Linked DNA regions of Mus musculus: all the other regions are linked to region 1. The links are chromatin loops, found by intact Hi-C in ENCODE. Cell type or tissue: gastrocnemius. All regions are shown on one strand. Links, peaks and the distances in the headings refer to the core of each region. The heading gives the core; the rest is flanking DNA. Region 1 has its middle 6.0 kb from the start of Gm52828. Region 2 holds the start of Rfc5 (replication factor C (activator 1) 5). Region 3 holds the start of Gm52829 (a long non-coding RNA gene).

What was found. Hi-C counts contacts between places; a loop is a spot of excess contacts. Peaks named below come from ENCODE experiments on the same cell type or tissue, not always from the same donor. Only the 100,000 strongest peaks of a DNase experiment are listed, where the experiment ranks them.
Region 2: it touches region 1 in a loop (2.5-fold over the local background); 8 of 42 quality-filtered maps call a loop at or near these places.
Region 3: it touches region 1 in a loop (3-fold over the local background); 22 of 42 quality-filtered maps call a loop at or near these places.

Annotation. Positions count from the first base shown.
Region 1 is chr5:117,304,810-117,310,377 of GRCm38, reverse strand. No RefSeq gene overlaps it. Among named protein-coding and RNA genes, the nearest start is that of Gm52828, 6.0 kb to the left of the region's middle. In gastrocnemius, for the core only: CTCF peaks have their summits at 2,563 (motif pointing left), 3,332 (motif pointing right) and 5,189 (motif pointing right); DNase peaks (open chromatin) are centred at 2,573 and 5,187; H3K4me3 peaks cover 404 bases; H3K27ac peaks cover 39 bases.
Region 2 is chr5:117,385,705-117,391,272 of GRCm38, reverse strand. It overlaps Rfc5 (replication factor C (activator 1) 5), which reads left to right and starts at 2,250. Exons shown (of 11, transcript NM_028128.1): 1 at 2,250-2,356; 2 at 3,340-3,404; 3 at 4,415-4,551. The coding sequence starts at 2,295. It overlaps Gm15728 (predicted gene 15728), which reads right to left and starts at 2,151. Exons shown (of 2, transcript NR_166496.1): 1 at 1,988-2,151; 2 at 1-1,119. In gastrocnemius, for the core only: a CTCF peak has its summit at 2,684; DNase peaks (open chromatin) are centred at 2,199 and 2,620; H3K4me3 peaks cover 1,323 bases; H3K27ac peaks cover 1,001 bases.
Region 3 is chr5:117,405,657-117,411,224 of GRCm38, reverse strand. It overlaps Gm52829 (a long non-coding RNA gene), which reads right to left and starts at 1,299. Exons shown (of 3, transcript XR_003955989.1): 1 at 1,271-1,299; 2 at 38-108. In gastrocnemius, for the core only: a CTCF peak has its summit at 2,797; a DNase peak (open chromatin) is centred at 2,791.

The DNA of each region.
Region 1 (5,568 bases), core at 370-5,369:
CTTATCCTTCTCCAGAAACTCTGGTACTGGGTCTACCTAGCTGTACGATTCTATTTAACCTTATTAAGCAAAATGTATGTTAACTTTGTCTCAATGTTTCTCACAAGTTTGCACAGTTCTGTCTGGATCTTTGCCATCTGTTGAATTTGATTGTGACCCCAGGGGATGGCCCCTCCTCTGAGGTACTCTTAACTGCTGCTCTTTCTCTAGCGTCCCCTTTTGACACTTTGAAGAGAAATCTGCACCCTAAATCTCCCAAAAGCGGTTTGAGTGACCTCTGACGTGGAGAATCTAACTCCATCCAACGTCCCTCTTTGAACCACTCTGGACGTTGTTTCGGGACTCAGATCTATAAACCGTTAGCAGAGAGGCAGCCCCTCTGTCTCAGTAGCTCTCAAAAGCCTTAAGAGAATTTTGCGATCAGCTTAACAGCTTTCAGGACCAGGTCCAGTCTCCAGCTGCCACAGAGCTCCACAAGTAGATCTGAGTACTGCGAAGGATGGGATCTGTGCGCTTCTCCTCCAAAGATGCTGCTTCCACACCAACAAATCCTAACTGGTTTGCGATGGGGCCCCAAATCATAGGAACCAGAAAAAAATTCAACCACAAGCCTCCTCCTGTGTACTGGCATTTAGTCCCTCCCACTCTGACTCTGGCTTTAGTCCCCTCCCACTCCGGCTCCTGAACTGGATCAGTTCTTTCCTCCTAATTATCCACATACTCACATTTTATCCTGCCTTTTAATTTCTAAACTTCTCCCTCACACCCAAAGAAAAGATTCCATGTTAGCCCCACTCCCACCCCCCATGGAGCTGACCCTACAGTAGCGCATGGCCTTGCTATGCCTCCAACAGGTACAACACAGCTATCCCAGTCAGATCAAAGGGGACAAGACCTTAGTTCAACAATACATACTCACTCTGAAATCAAACCGATTGCCTGGCTACAGCAGTTCTCCAGAACCACAGAGGACTGGGCGTGCGCCACCATGCCCGGTGACAACATTTTTTTTTTTAATTAGGTATTTTCTTCATTTACATTGACAAAAATCTTTTAAAAGATAATTTAATATGAACACTTAGGAGGCAGAGGCAGGAGGATCTCTGTGAGTTCTAGACTAGACCAGCCTGGTCTACAGAATGAGTTCTAGGTCAACTAGAATTACACTGAGACCCCTGTCTTATAAATAAACAAAAACAAAACCACACACAGAGAAATCTAAAAACAAACCCAGACCAGACAAACAAAAATCATATTATGCTTGGGGCTAGAGAGTTGGCTCAGTGGTTAAGAGCACTGCCTGATCTTCCAGAGGCTGAGGGTTCAATTCCCCACACTCTATAACTCCAGTTTGAGGGCATCTGACGCCTTCATAGATGTACACCAAGCAAAACTCTTATGCACATAAAAATAAATCTTAAAAGAGGTGGATTAGCCGGACGTGGTGGCGCATGCCTTTAATCCCAACACTCCGGAGGCAGAGGCAGGCAAATTTCTGAGTTCCAGGCCAGCCTGGTCTACAAAGTGAGTTCTAGGAGAGCTAGGGCTATACAGAGAAACCCTGTCTCGAAAAACCAAAAAAAAAGAGGTGGATTAGCTGGGCAGTGGTGGCGCATGCCTTTAGTCCCAGCACTTGGGAGGCAGAGGCAGGCAGATTTCTGAGTTCAAGGCCAGCCTGGTCTACAGAGTGAATTCCAGGACATCCAGGGCTACACAGAGAAACCCTGTCTTCAAAAACCAAAAACACCAAAACCAAAACAAAAGTGTGTATGGAGAGATGGCTTAACAGTTAAGAACACCGGCTGTCCTTCCAGAGGTCCCAGGTTCAATTCCCAGCACCGGTTCAGGGATCTAACCCTCTGACACAGATATACGTGCAGTCAAAACACCAGTGTACATAGAATAAAAATTACTAAAAAAAATACTACTCTCATATTTTCATTCATTTTTTTATGTGATTTTAGGAACCCCATAAGCTATCTGGCTGACCGGACCAGCCTCTTAACAGCAAACCCTGTTTTCAGGGGAGTGACGGTGCACAAAGTTGGAACCTACAGAGGAAGCGTCCTGATGTTAGCCCCAGCTCCCACATCCCTCATAGCACACGCTAGAGTTTGGGTGTATCTTCCCAAGTTCCCTGAAGCCTTTATTCCCGTTTGTTTGTTTTTTGGTTTTTTGGTTTTTCGAGACAGGGTTTCTCTGTTTAGCCCTGGCTGTCTGCTCACTTTGTAGACCAGGCTGGCCTCGAACTCACAAATCTGCCTGCCTCTGCCTCCCGAGTGCCTCCTCGCCCGGCTCCGGTGTTGTTTTAGTAGGAGGGGCTTATGTCACTAGATTAATCAGAGTCTAGGTAGAGTTAGTCAGCTTGAGGCTAGGTTGATACGAGGTGAGTCTATTCCTGTGTGCACGCGTTCCTTCCCACTCTATTCGTCCTGTTTCCTGCCGGGCATATGTCTCAAGCTGGCTTGAACTGGCTATATAGTAGGGGTGACGTTGAACTTCCGATCTTCTTACTCCCTTCTGTGCTGGAATGGCTGCAGCTCCAGATGCAGTTCCTGCAGTGTCAGGCAGCGCCCTCTAGTGGCTGAGCCCCAGCCCCAGCCCTCCTCTCCCCCTTCCCTCCACCTCCAGCTTTGAGAGGTGTGATAGGAAATGGAAACCTCTGGAAGCTGACCCATGCTCATGGACTGGTCAAGCATCAGTACTGTGAGCCAAATGTGCTTCTTCTACATTATAAGCCGTGGTGTCTTCTGTTACAGTAACAGAGAAACCGACAGGGGCAAGAAGGTAGAATTTTCTTTTACTGGGCACAACGGCACCTATCTTAAATGCCACTCATTTGATCCCCATTTTACAGGTGAAGAAACGAAAGCACAGAGAGGGGAAATAAACTCCCAAGCTGTCACAGCCTCACATCTGTTTATAAAACAAAATCGCTGGGGTCCTGTATTTCCCCAACGAATAACGAATTTTTAGTTTGGTTTTGTTTAATTTTTTTTTTTTAATATTTAAGTGGTGTGTGTGTGTGTGTGTGTATAAGTGCCTACAGAGTCCAGAGGTGTGGTCTGTGGTCTGATCCCTCTGAGCTGGTAGTTACAGGGAGTTGAGGGGCTGGGAACCAGTACAAGCTTTTAATTGCTGAGCCATCTGGCAGGGCTGTTTTTTGATTGTTCGGGTTTTTTTTTTTCTTCTTCTCTTTCTCTTCTCTCTCCCTTCTTTCCTTTCTTCCTTCCCCTCTCTCTTTCTCTTCCCTCCCTCTCTTTCTTTCTTTCTTCCTTCCTTTTTCAGATTTATTTTTATGTAAATGAGTGCTTATCTGCATGTACACCTGCATGCCAGAAGAGGGCATCAGATAACATTACAGATGGTTGTGGGACACCACATGGGTGCTGGCAATTGAACTCAGGACCTCTAGAAGAACAGACAATGCTCTTAACTGCTGAACCACCTCTTCAGCTCAGGCACTCATCTTATTGTGTCTTATAGATCTTTGGTTAACTATTGAAAAGATATAAACACTGTGCACAAAGAAACGGAACCACATCTTGTTGCTTGTTACTGTTGGGTCTCCCATTCCCAGAAACAGTCTTACTCTCTGGTATCTTGTGCTTAGCATTCTGGTATTGACTGCCCACCCTCTACCCTCCCTCCTCCCCCTCCCCTCCCTCTCCTCCCCCTCCTTTCCTCCCTCTCTCCCTCCTTTTTCTCTTTCTTCCTTTCCTTCTTTTCTTTTCTTTCCTTCCCTTTCTTTCTTTCTCTTCCTCTGTTCCTCTTTCTTTCTCTCTCTTTCTCTCTTTCTCTCTTTCTCTCTCTCTCTCTCTCTCTCTCTCTCTCTCTCTCTTTCTTTCTTTCTTTCTTTCTTTCTTTCTTTCTTTCTTTCTTGTATTTAACTTGTCAAAGCTATCAGGGCTGGAGTGCTGGTGACCCCTGTAACTCCAGATTCTCAGGAGGCCAAGGCAGGAGGAGACTGAAGCAGGAGGAGTCCAAATTTGAGGCCAGCCTGTGCTACATTGCAAGGCCGTTTCAAAATAACAATTTAAAGGTTACGTTTGGTGTCACATGCCTTTAAAATCCATGCCACTCAGGAAGCAAAGATAAGTGAAACCCTAAATTCAAGGTCTACAGAGTGAGCTCCAGGCCAGCCAGAACTACACTGAGAAACCATGTGGGAAAAAAAATGAAACAAATAAACAAACAAGCAAAACCATCAGAAAACAAATTAACAATTTCTAAAGAGCTACATACCGGTTGCACCTTAATAGCATTTGTAAGACTGTGATAAAATAAATTCACCTGGCAAGACAGGTTTCCCTGGTTAAGAGCAGGTGATGCTCTTCCAGAGGACTGGAGTTTGGTTCTCTGTATTCACATCCGGCAGCTCAGAACTGCCTGTAACTCCTTATCGCCTGTAACTCCAGCTTCAGAAGGTCAGACTGCGCCCCCTTCAGACACACACATAATAAGGTTGTTTAAAAAGTAAAAAAACAACAACAACAAAAAGATATACTTACAACAATTATTTCAAGGAGCTTAAAAAACACACCGGAAACAACAAAGAAACAAAAACCAGTCCTTGCAGGTCTAAACTGGAATTATAAATGTGTTTCAGTGGGACATGTTACATCATACGACCCTCCCCCCTCCCTGCCCCCCAGCTCTTGGGAGGTTGAGGCAGGAGGATCAGGAATTTCAGGGCAATACAAGCTAATTAACCACTTTCAAAACAAAAACAACACACAAAAAGGAAAGTGTTCTAGTTTTCTTTGGTTGCTATGGTGACCATTATGACGTCACAAATGGAGGCGGAATGGATTTTTTCCAGCTTATGCTTTGATGGCCATCATTGAGAGAAGCCAAGGAAGGAAACTAAAGCAGAAGGCCAAGGAACTCTGTTGCCTGCGTATTAGCTTTGCCTAGGCCCATGGCCTAGGGATAGCACCGCCCACAGTGGACTCGGCCTTGCGACCTCAGTTAATCAAGAAAACGCACCATAATGTGCCCAGGTGCCGTAGGATGGAGGCAGTTCCTCAGTCGAAATTCCCTCCTCAGGTTTGAGCTGTGTGACCTTAACCGCCAAGACTAGCCATCAGACAAGGGGAAGAGAGGACCAGAGATAAAAGTAAGAAAAATTGTCCATGCTTTCTGAATCTAGAACCAAGAGACGAGCTTACTTACAAACTTGGTCACCAGGTGGCGCTCTCAGCCCTGAGTGGACTTCGGATCCCTCCACCAAAGCCATCTGATAAAGATCCAGCCAAGATGCATAAAACTCAGAAGAATTTTAGAGATTTCCGTTCAGCCAATAGCCACTGTGGTCCAGAGAATTCAGGGAAGGCCAAGACTTACTCAATGCCTCTTTCAAGGTCACAGCTCGTGGGAAAAGCCAAGAACCACACACAGTCCAGGCTCTGATAGTCTAAAATGTATCTATCCCACGGTCCTTGATCCATTGTTCAGAACTCCTGGAAGGCCCTCCTGTCCTTAAATACTGGAAAGTCACTTTTGCACAGTGTCAGCTGTGGGGAATAGAAAACATTCACCCCCAATCCCTGATTTTGGGGAATCTTT
Region 2 (5,568 bases), core at 176-5,175, 81 kb before region 1:
TTTTGTTTGAGATGGAAAAAATATATATATATGAGAGAAAGAAAAGGTGAGCAGAGAGTGGCAGGAGGGAGGGAGTGTGGCATGTCCCCAATGTGTTAGCTATGTGGCTGTGTTGATCCCTCACAGCCATCCCTGTTATCAGTGTAGTGCACTGTGGCACTGTATCCTGTGCTTGCCACAGAGAGAAGTTATCATCAAAATCACCCCTGAGCCAAGTCAGGAGCATGGCATGTTAGTGATCTAAAGAACCAGTATTCACTCAAGTTGGCCTACAGAGGAAGCAGAGAGGCGGGGTACTGTCATCCTTGGAGTGCCATCTGATCTCCTTCTTCTGTGATGTGTTCTGTTTTGATTGAGACAGGGTCTCCTTTATTGCAGTGTTGATAAAAATCCCTTGTGTGCTGATAGCATTCCATGGGAGGGGGCATAAATGATGTCTACCCCTCCACCTAAGATTCCAGTGACAAACCGGGGCATGAGTCTACTGCCATACTTCATTTGGGGGAACCAATGAATTTATTGGGCTTCCTTACAGAGCATAGGTGAGGAGTACCTACAGGAGAGTGGGTTCTCCTTCCTCCAGAGATGGGATGGTACCAGAAAAGATTTGGCCAGTGGACAGCAGCTGGGCAGTGGTGGCACACGCCTTTGATCCCAGCACTTGGGAGGCAGAGGCAGGCAGATCTCTGAGTTCGAGGCCAGCCTAGAGAAAAAAAAAAAAAAAAAGATTTGGCCAACAGGGTAAGGGTTTTCCCATAGCTGCTTAGATAAAGACCTCTCTCCTAGTCTTTCTTAATCTGAGTACTCTAGTCTCCTCCCCCCACCCCTGCCCTCCAGGCAAGCCATGTGCAATTAAGGCAGAGTTGCACACAATAAATTATAGGGAGCCAGTGGATACTCAGGTGAGGGTCTTCCGTGAGGGGATGTAAACGGTCAAAAAGTCCAGCTAAGGTAATTCTTTTGTAAGTGGACACAGCTGAACTCCCCCAGATGGCAGCTGCTTGACTCCAAAGGTAGTTAAGTACACCACCAGGCTGGCCATGAGCTGGATATGCAGTCAAGGATGATCTTGCGATTCAAACGGCCAAGCTTGACAGCTAAGTTCGATTCCCAGGACGTCTGCATAAGAAAGAAGACCAACTCTTGAAAATTGATGCACATGGCCTCCACATGTGCAGCGAGGCACACACAAATTAATTAAAGTTAGTTTTCTTTCGAGTTTTTAAGACAGGGTCTCACTATGTAGCCCTAGCTGTCCTAGAGGCCACTCTGTAGACCTTGAACTCACAGAGATCCATCTGCTTCTGCCTCCCAAGTACTCGAATTAAAGGCATACCTGGCTCAAAGTAAAAGCTAAAGATGAAAATAAAATTGGTCACCAGGCAAACGGTGAAGCTCACATTTAATTAATCCCTGCACTTGGGAGGTAGAGGCAGGTGGATCTCTGGGTTTGAGGCTAACCTGGCCTACAGAGTGAGCTTCAGGATAGCCAAAGATACAGAGAGAAACCCTGTCTCAAAACTAATCAAATAAATAAATAAACAAACAAACAAATAAATAAATAAAATTGGTCTGTAATCCTCTTACTGTAGGAGAAAATGCATTTGTGTGTATAAAACACAAATGTTTGTATGTATTTATATGAATATATGTATGCATGTATGTGTATATATGTAACTGTATTTATGTGTATATATGATTGAATGTGTATGTTCTGTGTGTATATATATGTGTGTGATATACATGTATATGTGAGTATATATGTATGCATGTATGTATGTATGTATGCGTATTAACTGTGTATTTGTGTATACTTGTGTGTATGTATCTGTATGTGTATGTGAGTGCAGGCGTATATCTGTTTATATGTATGTGAATGGGGATGTATGTATATGTATATTTGTAACTGTGTGCATACCTGTATATGTACGTGTGTCTCTGTGTGTGTGTTGCTGGTTATGGAACCGAGGTTGCACTGACCACACACCTTGCTGCTCCTTGCGGCTTGCCCCTGCACTGACAGGATCGGGCCCTGGTGAGGCCCGCGGTGGCTCTGGCTTCAGCGCGCGGTCACCCTGGACCTCGTGCGAGGAGGCTGAGACAGCCGACTCAGGCGGTAACTCCGCTGCAGGCCGGCGCCTAGGGTTACCTAGCAACCAGCACCTTAGCAACGGGGAGGAGGCGGGCCGGGGGACGGAAGCCGGAAGCCGGAGGCGAAGCCTCGCGAGGGTTGGTTTGCGCGCGGACTCCGAGTGCGGCGGGTCAGTGGCAGGGACCCGCAGCATCTGTCAGTCATGACGGCGGCCGCGCCTTCGCAGCAGCGGCCCGCGGCGGCCCGGGCCCGGAACCTGCCCTGGTAGGAGCGGCCCCACATCCCGCTTCCCGCTCTTCCTCCTAGGAGCTTTGCAGATCCTTCCCCGCTCCCGGCCTTGGCGCCGCAGCCGCTCCTCCGCTTCCATACCTGAACGGGCTCTGAGCTCAGCTTAGCCATCCTCGGGGTCCTCGAGCATCGCCTCTGCGCTCCGATGACCCTAATAAATTGATCCTGGGTTTCTTTAGAAAGGTTCCGAGGACGGAGGAGTGGGTAGGCTTGGTTGGATTCGAACTCGTGTCCGAATTCAGCGCTTGCACTCTATCCCCTCTTTATTTGCGGGGGAGGGACCGTAGCAGCGCACCCTGGTGGAGGTCAGAGGACAACTTGCAGGGACCTGATCTTCCACCCAGGGCCCCAGCGCCTGCATTCTGAATGGCCCTACAGCACCTTAGCGGTGTTTTAAATGAAGCAAGCCTAGCCATGCTTTCATTTTCTTTTCTTCTGGTCTATCCTGAGGAGGAAGACTTGTCTCAGGCCACACGGTATTTAAATTCTCAGGACTGGAGTCACAGACCGTGTGGCCTTTTGAGTCTGGCTTCTCGAACTCAAGGGTTTTCTGTTCTGTAGCATGGTTCAGCACTCGATTCCCTCTTGAAAGCCACATCATAAGTGGATTGCCCGTTCTCTTGCTTATAGGTATTTGAGTATGAGTTCCGTTTGCGCAGTCTCAGCGCTGTTGGTGAGGGGCAAGGGGGAGCTGTCCTGCCCACTGGAGGATGTTAGCAACCTCCTGACTCCTACTCAACAGATGCTGCTAACACCCATTGCACAGTTAATACAGATAACTGGCCTGACCGATGTCCCCTGGGGGGACAGAACAACTCCTGGTTGTGAGAGCCAGTGCTCTGTTCAGACGCGAAGGGTTTCTCTTCCTCTGCTGCTTAGGATGTGAAGGGGCTTCTTTGCATGTAACAGAACATGGCTTGAGTATATAGATTGTAACTTAACGGTGAATCCTATTTCAGGGTTGAGAAGTACCGGCCACAGACCCTGGCCGATCTCATTTCTCACCAGGACATTCTGAGTACCAGTAAGTATCTGTCTGTTGCTGCTGTCCTTGTGGAGGGTTGGGTCCATTTCGTGATGACGATGTCTCTGCTGGGTGACCCTTAGAGGATGCTCTGAGCCTTTATAGAACCGGCCATGTGTCGCCTTCTCCATAGTGTACCAAACTGTCTCAAGATCTGTTTGGTTTTACTGTTTAGGTGTTTTGTTTACACATGAAAGTGTGTGCACCTTGTGTGCCTGGCTCCTCCAGAGGCCAGAAGAGGACCCTGGATCCTGTAGGCAGTTGTGAGCTGCTATGTAGGTGCTAGGAACCAAACCCAGATCCTCTGCAAGAGCACCCGGCTTAACTGAGGCACCTTCCCAATCCCCCCATGTCCCAAGAAGACAACACAGAAGAGGGATGGTTGATTTTGAAGAGGTTTTGGTTCACAGTGCTTGGCTCTGTTGACTCTAGACCCTTGGTGAGCACAACTTCGTGGCAGTGGGAGCACTCTGCTCCAAAGTGGACAGGAAGTAGAGAGCTAAAGGGGTGGGGGAGCAAGCAGTATGACCCTCAAAGGCACGAGTTTGGTGACCTGACTCCTCCAATGAGGCTGTGCCTCTAAACCAGTGGCTCTCAACCTTCCTAAAGATGTGGCCCTTTTAATACAGTTCCCCATGTTGTGGTGACCACCCCCCCCCACCATAAAATTATTTCATTGCTACTTAATAAATGGAATTTGGTACTGTTACAAATTATAATGTAAATAAATGTCTGATAGGCAGGGTATGTGTGCGATATGTAGCTCCTAAAAGTGTCGAGACAGGTTGAGAACTTCTGCTCTCAACTTAATAGACCCTCCCAAGATAGCTAGTGTGGAAGACAGATAGACAGACAGACAAACTGTGGTGTGACTTCAGGACTTCCCCTCCCTGTCTACTCCGACTAGGACACTGAAAAACTGAAGCATATCTGGATTTAGCATAACCAGGTCCTAAGGTGATTGTGTAGGACCCAGAGACTGACACATGTCACCCCTTCCTGTCCCTCAGTTCAGAAGTTCATCAGTGAAGACCGCCTGCCACACCTACTTCTCTATGGCCCTCCAGGGACAGGAAAGACATCCACCATCCTGGCCTGTGCCAAGCAACTGTACAAAGATAAAGAATTTGGCTCCATGGTCTTGGAGGTGAAGGAGACACTCTCACTCCACAACAGCTCAGACCTCCAGACACTTAACCTTTGTCCTTCTTTTATTCCCTGACCATCTGAGTCCTGGCTGTGTTTGACCAATGGGATCTTGTGTGTGTTTTGGGGGGAGTTGGGGGGTGTCAAAATGGGGGATACTGCTTAGACTTGCTAGGGCATTAACACCTGGCAGCCTCTACTTTCTGCGGGGCCAACTTAGAGGTTGTACCCTGCCCACACAGCCTGCTCTACCTGCCCACAGCTCTTGTTGAACCCCTTAAGATTTCGTGGTGATAATGAATACTGCATATCTCTTTAGTTTAGGCTAGTGGTTCTCAATCTTCCTAATGTTTCGACCTTTTAATACAGTTTGTTATGATGTGGTGACCCCCAACTATAAAATTATGTTCATTACTACTTCACAACTGTAATTTTGCTACTGTTATGAATTGTAGTACAGTTATCTGTTTTTTTGATAGTCTTAGGCAACCCGTGAAAAGGTCATTCGACACCCCTTGGGGTCAAAACCCACAGGTTGAGAACCACTGCTCGACAAACACCTTTAAAAATGTCTCTTCATCAGGATCTTCTTAGATTACTGCTCTGAGCCATGCTGTCTGTGAACTCTTGGGACCTTGGCTGACAACCTTAATACCCTTAGGTTACAAAAACCTAAATGCTGTATTTGAAAGAAAAGCATTTGAGGGACTGGAATGTAGCTTATTTGATAGAGTGCTCGCCTACTATGCACAAGGTCCTGGGTTTGATCCTTAGCATAATAAACAGACTATACACCTATAATCCCAGCATGCAGGAGGTGGAAGCAGGAAGGTCAGAAGTTCACGGTCATCTTAGGCTATGTGAGTTCAAGGCTAACTTGAATACAGAAGACCCACAATCAGAAGAAAAGCATTTGACTCAGGCAGTGGATCTGAAGCTTAGCCCCTTGCTGTCCAGAGTTCTTTCTTTGGCTTATTCAAAGCACAGTAGCCTGCAGGTGGTGAGAACTAAAGTTAAC
Region 3 (5,568 bases), core at 150-5,149, 100 kb before region 1:
CCCTACCCCACCCTTCATCGCACCCATATCAGCTCACCCCCTCGTAATTCTTCTGTCTTCAGAATCCTGAAATGTGACCACTCCGGTTCCCGTGTCTTCCACTGATCTCTAAGAGAGTTTAGCAGTAGTCAGTACTGATGGGGAGGGGTAGGTTTGATACTGTTCCAAAATGGCTTCTCTGGTTGTCATCACCAATGCTTCTGCTGAAGTTTAGATGGTGAAAATGACCGGGACTCATCAGTTTGCAGGGTAACAGCGAGTGCATCTTTGTCCTACTTGGAAACAGTCCACATTGTGGGTAGTACCTTTCTATAGGAGAAATATTATTTTTTTATATAATTGACTTTTACGTTTTTATTACTCTGTATTACATGTATGTATTGTGTGTGCGCACACAATGGGCTGCACATATGGGCTGTGTGTGTGTGTGTGTGTGTGTGTGTGTGTGTGTGTGTGTGTGTGTAAGACAGAGTTGACATCTTTCAGGAATCAAACCTCTCCTTCTATCATGTGGGTCCCTGGGATCGAACTCAGGTCCTCAGGCTTGGCAGCGAGCACCTTTACCCATAGGACAGGCCCTAAAGTACTCTTTCAGAACCTTTCTAGCAATCACATACAATGTGAGCTGACTCTGCCATTAGTCACGGCACATGAGGCTTTTAATGTAAAGTAGACAGCGGAGAAGAATCTGACCGCAGCAGGGCAGATGGCACACCTGCTTTCAGCCCCCACCCCCACCCCATTCCTACATGCATTGGGATGCCCATGCTGAGGGGTTTGGTGTCAAATTCACAGGTGTCCCTTATAGTTGCTTCGGGGCTCATCCCTGACCCCACAGCCCAAGGTGTCATCCTGAACTCTTTCTAATCATGCCTTGGTCTGCTCAAGCAGTTCTAACAACCAGAAGGAAGGGGGTAGATGCACTAAAGATCTCCATCTCCCTCCTTCCTCCTTCCCCTTCCTCCCTCTCTCTCCCTCCCTCTCCTTCCCCTTCCTCCCTCTACCTCCCTTTCCCTCTCTCTCCTTCCCCTTCTTCCTCTCCTTCCCTTCCTTACTCCCTCACCCTCCTCTTTCCCTCTCTCCCTCTCTCTCTCCCTCCCTGTCTCTCTGCTTCTCTCCCTCTATGCCTCTCTCCCTTACTCCCTCTGCTCCCTCCCTCTCCCTCTCTCTCCCTCCCTCCCTTTCTCCCTTTATCTCTCTCCCTCTCTGCCTCTCTCCCTCCTTCTCTCCTCCCTTTTCTGCCTCTCTCCCTCCCCAGTGTCTCCATTACCTTGAACTTGCTATATAGCAGATGATAACTTGGAACTTAGGACTCTGCTCCCTCTACCCTCCCAGTGCTGAGGTGTAACTCCCAGATGGTTCAGGAGTTTGCAGTGAGCTCCAGGGGAGGGTGGATCTCTCCTTCCCTGCCTGCTCCCCACCACCTGCAGGACCATCCTCACAGAGAACTGACAGGCCCAGAATGTCAGCTGCCTCGCTGAGTCTAACTACTGATCCAAAGGTACACAGGGAATCTTTAGGGACCTAGAGATCTGGGCACCCTATCAGGGACAGTGATGACCTCCCACACCTGTTTCCATTCTTGGAAGCACCCGACAGCTCCCAGAACCCCTTGCTGTCCTCTTGGCTGAGCCTTTTCAGGATGGCTCAAGACCAAGCATGCTTTGAGAGCGTCACCCGGCCCCTGGGGAACAGGATAGGCCTGTCAGAGAAACTTCTAGATAAGATCTTGACCTTATCGAGTGTAGGCTGGAGGTTGATAGTTACAGATGGTCAAGGGACAAGTCTGGCCACCTCTTCCCAGAGGAGGAATTACACCCTCTCCCATCACCTTTGAGCCGAAACTCCAGGACACCAGAAAAGAGACACTCTGTACCCTGCTTGACTGGCAGTGCGCTGCCCTTGAGGTTTCCCAAATCGCCTTGGGCTCACCGATTGGAGAATGATAGATCAGGGGGCAAAGAGGCCATCTGCCTGGAGATGCACACAACCAACACTGACTTCTTAAAGATGCTGTGCAGCCAAGAGTGACCTTGAACTGCTGATTCTCCTGCCTCTACTTCCCAAGGACTAGGATGGCAGGCATGTGTCACCATGGGTCATTTATGCGGTGCTGGGGATGGAGCCCAGACCTCTGTGAACACTAAGCAAACACTTCTGACTGAGCCGAATCTCCAGCCTCTCTTGACTTCCTATATGCCTTCCTTGTCTTCCCAGGCTGTCTCTTTTCATCTCTCTTTTTTCTTCGTCTTCCTACCAATTTTTTGAGATAGAAGAGAAGCTAGGAGCAGCAGTCTTGTAGATACCAGATATCTCCCAGCTGCACGGGATTGTGATTCTGTTCTAACTCACTGAACCAACAAATATAAATGACTTTAAAAATAGCTTTGATAAGTGCCAACAAAATGTTCCTCTCTTTAATATTGTAGGTTTCTCTGACATCGAGGAAAACTATTTTTCTGGCATTCTCCTTTTGGAACCTTTTGTTTCTGAGTCTTCATTTCTCCTACATGTGGATCACTCTATCCATGTCAGGATCATCTGGACTTGTGGGAATGGGCCATTTGACCCAGTGATTTATGCTGGTTTTCCAAGTTAAAGACTCTGCGGTATGCCGTGAGTTTCCAGTTACAGCTCTCGGACAGAAGAGCCACCCTCCAAACCCCCAAAGACACACAGTGTTTAGACTTCACTGAAAGTTACTATCAAGCCATATCAGCAACACAAGCCCCCCCCCCCACCTTCCTGTCCATTTGCATTATGTGCATGCAGTGCTCACAGACACAACAAGAGGGCGCTAGATTCCATAAAATGGATGAGAAAGAGTTGTGAGCTGCCAGGTGGGTGCTGGACATTGAACCTTGATTCTTTGAAAAGCAGCCAGTGCTCTTCTTAACTGCTGGGCCATATCTCTGCCGGGGCCCAAAGGTTTTGTTTTTTAATTTATTCATTCCTTGATAATTTTAGACATGCATGTATTTGATCACCATCACCCATCCATGAATGTCTTTTATCTTAATTTCCCTCTCACTAAACCCTTTCTTCTCTCAATAGTTTTTCCTTCTACTCCCATATCTTTTGATGTGTAACCTACACCATTTGATTAGGGCTGTTTGCTTGAGCATGGTGGTTGAGGTATATACTGGAGCAAACACAACTTACCAGTTGCTACATTGTTTTATAAAATATCCTTCTTCCCTAGTAACATATGTCAATAGCCTCTGGGGTGGGGAGGTGGGATGGGGTCCAGTCTTTTATGTTTTGTTTTTTAGAGACAGAGTTTCTCTGTGTAGCCCTGGCTGTCCTGGAACTCACTCTGTAGACCAGGCTGGCCTCAAACTCAGAAATCCACCTGCCTCTACTGGCTAGTTTTGTGTCAACTTGACACTGCTGGGGTTATCACAGAGAAAGGAACTTCAGTTGGGGAAATACCTCCATGAGATCCAGCTGTGGAGTATTTTCTCAATTAGTGATCAAACGGGAAAGGCCCCTTGTGGGTGGGACCATCCCTGGGCTGGCAGTCTTGGGTTCTATAAGAGAGCAGGCTGAGCAAGCCAGTAAAGAACATCCCTCCATGGCCTCTTCATCAGCTCCTGCTTTCTGACCTGTTTGAGTTCCAGTCCTGACTTTCTTTGGTGATGAACAGCATCATCAAAGAGTAAGAGTAAGCTGAATAAACCCTTTCCACCCCAAGTGCTTCTTGGTCATGATGTTTGTGCAAGAATAGAAACCCTGACTAAGACAGGTAGCATTACTCTCTATAAAACATCAAGATTTAGCCAGACAGTGGTGGTGCATGCCTTTAATCCCAGCACTTGGGAGGCAGAGGCAGGCGGAATTTTGAGTTCAAGGCCAGCCTGGTCTACAGAGTGAGTTCCAGGACAGCCAGGGCTACACAAAAAAAAACCCTGTCTGGAAAAACCAAAACAAAAAATAAAAAAACAAAAGACAAAAAAACAAAAACAAAAAAACCCAAACCTTCAAGACTTAGAAGTTGGTTTTGTGGCATGTTCATTTAGCAAAACAACAGTAATAGATTCTGTCCTAGGGCTTACAACCTGCCCAGCCATGGCCATTTGACTGGGTTCAGGTATAATTCCTTACCTACATAACAGATGATGACACTATTACACCAGAACCGTGAGGATTTACAGCTGGGTATAAGACTCATGATGGCTTCTCTTCCTGACAGACCTGCACCACACGTATCAACACTGTCAAAGCTAGCAGGCAGAGAGGAAGCTTCCTATCCAGGTCTAGCTTGGTATCTCTGTGTTCTGCCCCCAACATGTACAATGACATCAGCAATAGAGTCTTGCCATCTAGTTTTGGGGGACAACTGAGAACAATGGCCACAACCTGTATTGTTGACATGCAGGGGGTTTCTCTGGGATACCATAGCCAACTCCTGGCACTGAGATTTTCATTTATTAATACCGTATTTTTTCTGCAAGTAAGAGACCTTGGGTTCAGATTCCGTCTTAAAGACCCCGATTTAAGGCTAAACACAGGCTACTACCTAGCACCAGTTTCCAGGTTATCCCCTAAACAAGTCTAACACCAGGACCTGATTGCTTCCTCTCCACTTCGAATGACTTTTCTTGAATCAAACCATTTCCCTTTCTCTTCTTTTTTTCTTTCCCAGGGATCCCTCAACAAAGCCTGCATCTAGCACCAGTTTCCAGGTTATTCCCCAACAAATCTGTACCCCCCCAGATTACAAGCCTGCCCCTGTTACTTCCTAATAACCAACAATCAGGAGGAAGGCAGAAGTTAAGTTTATGGTTTGGGCCAGTGGTGACACTTTGGATGTAGGGTATAAATATTAATTTGAGGGGTGGGGGACTGGAGAGATGGCACAGCGGTTAAGAACACTGACTGCTCTTCCAGAGGTCCTGAGTTCAATTCCCAGCAAGCACATGGTGGCTCACAAGCATCTGTAATGGGATTGGATGCCCTCTTCTGGTGTGTCTGAAGACAGCTACAGTGTACTCTCAAATATATAGATATAGATAGATAGATATTTTAATATATATATGTATATATATATATATATCTTTTAATATAATAATTTTTTTCTGTTGCAAAGGACAAACCAAAGCAGTGTAAAGGTGATCACGTAAAAAAAAGTTCAACAACAGCCGAATACCTTTCTTTCTAACCCAGAACTCTGAGCTCTGCCTTCTATAATGGGGTCCCTTTTGGGATAGTTTGTTCTCAGGATGTGAGCAAGGCCAGTTGACGGTTTAGCCAGGCTGATATGGGCCCTTTCCTCAGGTTTCTTTTTCTCAGGTCACTTAGATGCTGGAAGACAGACAAACACAGTCAAGGCAGCCGCAGCAGGGTGTGAGGAAGGAGGTACAGTGAAGAAGAGGGTACAGTGAGGAAGGGGGTACAGTGAGGAAGGGGGTACAGTGAGGAAGGGGATACAGTCTGATTTTATCAACCAGATACCCACTCAGGAGCGAGGTGCCAAGGCACAGCTGAGGACCAGAAAGCTCATTACCATGGCCACACTCCAGAAGAGGTGTGTTGCAAGGGGGTGATGCCCACACAGACAGAACATCG